Regions from separate parts of the Homo sapiens genome. Here region 2 is linked to region 1. The links are chromatin contacts, found by Hi-C in ENCODE. All regions are on one chromosome and are shown on one strand. Each heading gives the region's core, a stretch centred on a gene start or an enhancer-like site at or near the end of the contact. The rest is flanking DNA. Distances are from core to core; before and after follow the strand shown. Region 1 holds the start of MS4A6A (membrane spanning 4-domains A6A). Region 2 holds the start of MS4A1 (membrane spanning 4-domains A1).

What was found. A loop is a pair of places that touch in the nucleus more often than their neighbours do. Pooled maps may share reads with other maps.
Region 2: a loop to region 1 is called in a map with no recorded cell type, with 4 times the contacts of the local background. The contact joins the promoter of MS4A1 here to the promoter of MS4A6A in region 1. A Hi-C loop is called at or near these places in 8 of 37 single-sample maps with no recorded cell type and 4 of 50 pooled maps.

What each region holds. Positions count from the first base shown.
Region 1 is chr11:60,181,554-60,184,456 of GRCh38, reverse strand. MS4A6A (membrane spanning 4-domains A6A) reads left to right here and starts at 1,374. Exons shown (of 6, transcript NM_022349.4): 1 at 1,374-1,479; 2 at 2,716-2,876. The coding sequence starts at 2,730.
Region 2 is chr11:60,454,343-60,457,245 of GRCh38, reverse strand. It overlaps MS4A1 (membrane spanning 4-domains A1), which reads right to left and starts at 1,399. Exons shown (of 8, transcript NM_152866.3): 1 at 1,301-1,399.

The DNA.
Region 1 (2,903 bases), core at 125-2,624:
CTCCTTTTTAATCAAAGCTCAGGAGGAGAGCTGCATTCCACTGTTTCACAGATGCTGTGAGGGTGACAAAGATGCAGGGCACCCACTGGAAACACAGACGGCACTCTGCGAAAGAGGAAGGGGCGCCAGGAGCTTGGGTGAGCAAGGTTGGAGGTGATTCTGCCCCTCTCCCCAGGCTTTCTGTGTGAGTCCATTCCTCCTCTCAGATTTATTGTTAGAACTTAAGACAAGCCAATTACATTTCATAATGTCTGTGTCATTCAGACGCTGAGAACTAATCCAGCCTTCTAAATGGTGCTTCTTAACTCCTTTCTTCAACAGGAGAGTTAATGTGTGGAATTAAGTGCAGAATCCATGGCCCTCTGTGGTGACGGTGATGGTTCAGGTTGTGTTTCTGGGTTCATTCTGGAAGCTCCCCCAAGGAAAGGAGGAAGGAAGCTTGCAGGGTGGGGCTTTGCCATTGCCCTGACTGGCTCTGGTTTCCTTGCCTGATACATTGAAGTCAGCTTCCAAAGAATGCCACCCAAGGTTTTGAAGGGGCACAGTGCCTCTGTCCTCACAAAACCAGCCTGCATATGAGTTTACTGAATTCATTTAGGTCCTGCTGAATCTTTCCCATTTGTTCCTTCTCTGTTTCAATATTTCAATGCTTCCCTGGAGGGGCCCAACCTTTCTGGAGGGCAAAGATCTGTTGTTAGAGAAAAAGAGCAGCCAGAGGAGGAAGATGACTTGAGGGTAGGCAGCAGTTGGGCAATCAGTATTGAAAGGTTGCTTTCAGCCTGCCAAGACTTGGGGAATTAGAAAAGCAAGATAAAACAAAACAAACAAACAAACTATATATATAAAAAACAATTTTTTAAAAGTTTTTTTATGTTCTATATTACTATTAGCTATATATTAATGAATGTTCCTTTAAAGCAGTGTAGTCATTATTGCTATTATTATTATTATGGTTAGTTATAGACAGTGGAATATTGTTCTTTCTCTATATTATGATTACTAGCACTATTACTGTTATTAGTTACATGTTATTGAAAGCTTCAAAGCAGCATAGGCTTTTTATAAATATTTTTGCTCATCTTTATGACAATTCTCCAGTGTTGGTATTGCTCCTCTATTTAACAGATTAGAAAACTGAAGCTTCAAGAACAGACTTGCCTAACAACAGGAAACTTGTATGTCTCGAAGTGGCAATTCACACATAAGGCTCCATGACTCCTGAACTCTCACAAATATTAGTTGGCTCTTTTCATGGTTTTACTGAAGTTGCTAGAAGTTTACAGAAAAGGAAGTGCAGGAACATTTCACAAATCTACAATCTGTGAGTATCACATCCTGTATAGCTGTAAACACTGGAATAAGGAAGGGCTGATGACTTTCAGAAGATGAAGGTAAGTAGAAACCGTTGATGGGACTGAGAAACCAGAGTTAAAACCTCTTTGGAGCTTCTGAGGACTCAGCTGGAACCAACGGGCACAGGTAGGTAATGCTGGAAGACTTTTCTCATCTCACTATTCCCTTGCCGTGACCTCATTAGAGGAGTAATTTAACTTGAAACTCCTTGACAGCAGTTAAGAGACACTAGGGCCTTTTGGAAATAGAGTGGGCAAATGGAAGGAGTATCTGTTTTTAACTCTGTGTCCGCTGTATTCTAATTGCATAAACTCAGTGAGTCACTTACCTAAGGTTGTGTAATTAATGGGAGCAGAGCTCTTGTCTCTTCAAATGTGTTTAGACCATTTGTAAACTGGGCGGTCTGTGCTTTGAGAATGGTGCCGTGAAAAGGGATCCAAGCTGAGCTTAGCAACAAATACCACAACCTACTTGGTCTTTATGCTAAAAAGTGGGGAGGACCAACGACGCGAGCCTATGTGTTATGAGTCCAAGACTTGTTCTCATACCACTGCATGCAGCTGTTTCTCCAGCCTGAGTAAACTCAGACACAGGCTGGCAATGCCAGGTGGGAAATTAGGAAGAGGTAGAATGATCTAGAGATTTATGCAAAGGCTTCAGACTCCAGGAAAGCTGAGATCCAAGACTGGTTTTACAGCTTCCCGGCTGTGTGAACCAGGGTGAACAATAAGGGTAACTGCAAATATTTCTTCAGCATTAACTCTGGGCCACACATATATGCAATAGGTATATTATTTGCATTCATAACTTAAACTTTATTTTGCATTTTCTTATTTATTACATGTTTTTACTAACTTACTAACATGCAGAGCTGTTGTAAGGATTAAAAGCACTGCAGGGTAAAAATTAAGAATGTGTCTGGTAAAATATGATAAACATATCTGAGTGCTAATAAATAGTATTATTAAACAAGAAATAAGTAAGCAGAGTTCATTTATTAGTCTGAAAATTCATCAAATATATGGCAATACAGTTGTTGTCAGTAGGACTAGAGGAAAGGGAGGTTGTTGCATATTGCAAATTTTGTGTGACCATTTGCCTCTGGACATTGAGACCTCTCAAGATTCATGTTGCTGCCACCCTGTGATGTGTTTATTATCTATAATGGACTGTGTCAAACATTATGGAAAAATCCTCATGAAACCAAGATTGTGTGGTTTTCACTGTTCCATACTATCAGTTTCTTTCTCTAATGGACAGGCCAAGCCTAGACTAATTGGCAAAGACTGAGTTACTGTTTTTGGAGTCAGAACCTGGGAGCTCTGTACTTTTTAAGAGCTAAATCTATTTTTTCTTACATAGTTGGCAACACCATCATGACATCACAACCTGTTCCCAATGAGACCATCATAGTGCTCCCATCAAATGTCATCAACTTCTCCCAAGCAGAGAAACCCGAACCCACCAACCAGGGGCAGGATAGCCTGAAGAAACATCTACACGCAGAAATCAAAGTTATTGGGGTAAATCTAATTCAGAACGTGTTGGAG
Region 2 (2,903 bases), core at 150-2,649, 270 kb before region 1:
CTCTACCTTCTTTCCTGAATCTTCTCAACTTTGAAGTGTTCCTTCTCCCTCCCTCTTTACTTTCAATCAAACTCTGCATTAGATATGCACATCACCTGAGGGCGTTCCTGCTCTCCTTGCCTGATTGCAAGGAATTCTTCAGAGCTCCTAGCTCTTTGCTTTCCTTACTAGACATCAACTACTTTCTTCGGAGAATCCTGTATCCTACTAGACTTGCATAGGGAACCTGTTTTCTATGTACTATGAGCTCAGTTACATTAAGCTGAACATCAAACTCAGCTACTTCCTCAGGGAAGCTTAACAAGTGCTCACAATGGCCAGGTGCAGTGGCTCACACCTGTAATCCCAGCACTTTGGGAAGCCGAGGCAGGTGGATCCCCTGAGGTCGGGAGCTCGAGACCAGCCTGGCCAACATGGAGAAACCTTGTCTCCACTAAAAAATGAACAAACAAACAAAACACACACACAAAAATGCTCACAATGCTGGATTAAACATTTCTTTCCACCGGATTCTCAGTGAGATTAAGCCATTTTATGGGAAACAGGGAAAGGGAATCACTTATATACTGGATTCAGAAAACAGTAATGGCATGATTAAAATTAATCCTTGTTTTCCTTCATTAGAGCTCCCCCACATCTGCAGCGCCCCCTCTTACTCTTGGTTTCCCATGTGATAGATTTGAGGCAGGATTTCATGCTCAACTTGGTGTCCACAAATCCCCTCCAGAAAATGTTAGCCTGTAAAGCCACCTATACTTCTAGGTATATTTACATTTAATGTAGACAAAAGCATTTACAGGAAGACAAATGGAGTTTTTTTCATTATGCCTATGACTGATTATTTTCTCATTTGGTATTGGGAAGTCCTAAGGGATTCAGGATTTTAGTTCCAATTTTCCTAATGTAATGGGTACCATTGCCCCCATTTTATAGATGAGGAAGCTGAGGCTTTAGAGGTTTAGTAATTTGCCCAAGGTTATATTGTTTGTTAGTGGTAGAGCTCCAGTTTGAACCCAATGGTTTAGAAACCATGATTTAATATATATGCTGCAATCTACTACTTTTGTGGAATGATTCACAGTTGACTGCATAGGGTAATTGTTGAGAGGGAGACTGATTAGAGGAGTGAGTGGGCAGCAAGCCTTGATATCGTCACCCCTCCTTAAGTCATAGAACTATTAGGAAGTCTGACTAGGGAAACTCTAGAATTAAGATCAAGAACCTCCAGTCTTCAAAACCATTCTATACCTTATCCATCACCTCCTTTAAGTCATTTAAAGAAAGCAAATTGATTCCTTACCTGAGTCTCCAAGGCCTCAAATCTCAAGGGCTGATTTGGATGCTAGCTGCGGAGTTCAGTGGGTGCAGTTTGTTTCTCAAGCACACTGGGAGGGTGAGTGGTGTAGTCCAGGCCTGAAGATGAAATCGCTGATAGACATCAGGTGACAGGAAATCAGTAGCTTCTGCTACCTTGGGCTTCGCTCCAATTACTTTGGTTTAACACTTACCATAGCTGAAGGAGGTGCAAAAAAAGTTTCTGCCTTACCAGGTTTCACTTCTTGAAAAAGACCCCAGGGGACTGCCTGGCATGCTCATGCTACCTTAATTAGAAGAACTTCTGCAGCCCCCACCCTATAAGCAGGTGTGGATGGTAGGTCCCTGAGGACAAGAAAGATTCTAGAAGTTGGTCAAAGATGGGCCGTTAGCACTGACTTTTACCTTCTGGCTTCACTTTTAGGGCTGAGTAGGTGGGCAGGAGGCATCCATGCAGAGATTCAAGAATCACTGAGGCTGTACACTTGGCAGCACTATACTTAGGGGTCCCCAAATATTGTCCTCATTGGCTCACACTTAAGTTTCTTATGAACCATGTATATATCTTGTGTCAGATTTAGCAGAAATGGCCTAAAATTATACTTTAGTGCCATAGTACATGTACCCAGCCACTCAAAGCAAGAATTAGCCTCCATATTTGGAAATATAAATTGAAATAGCACTTTTACCTCTGAACCCACCTTTTTCTTCTGTCTGTCAAGTTCCCTTGTGTCCCCTCTCTTTTTAGTCTAGTCTGGAGCTGCAGGGTCATCAAGCACAGTACTAGATCAAGTAGGGAAATGGAAGAAGTTGGTAGTGTCAGGAGAGTCTAAATATTTGGGATGTGAATCAAAGTTTTGCCCAAAGATAATGTCCTCTCTCTCCCCCTACAATATTCAACTTTTATGTTCATATGTGGGATTTTTAATTACATTTTTATTTCCCTGTTCATTGCTTCATTTTATTAGAGACACAGAGCTATAGTTAGGTAATTATTTGTTTATTTAATCTAAAGGGATGAAATATGGCAGGCAGCTCTGTTGCCTAATTCGAGGTTCATTCCTGTCTCTCTCTTTCATCTCTTCTCTCTTTCTCTTTCTGCCTCTCTTTTTAAATTTAAGATAGTTTGGAACCATAGGGTTAGATCCACTGGGTAGAAGTAGTTCTGGGGAGGCTGATTGTGGTGTGATATTTAAAAAGATGCCACTCTAAAAAAAAAAATTGTTGGAGCCGTTCATTAGGGGAACTGGCTACCATTTCAATAGAGAATTTACTTCTTCAAGAATACTCAAGTAAAGTCATGCAGTCACCTCTCAGAGATGCTGTAGAGTGAAGGAGAGTGGGAACAGAAGATCCATCATCCATTTAACATTCTAATTGAGGGTCTATGCATATCTGCTGAAATGCTTGAGTGATTGGTGATGGGAGGACAATTACCTAGGGTCTGAGTTGTGGATGATTGTGAAACCTGAGGTTTGAGTCCTGGATGGTGGGGTGGTTAGAGGCATGTGCCTTCATTTTAGTTGGCATGGGAACAGGGTCAGGACTTGGCAAATGTATGGCAGCAAAGGGGCTTGAGTTGTGGCAGC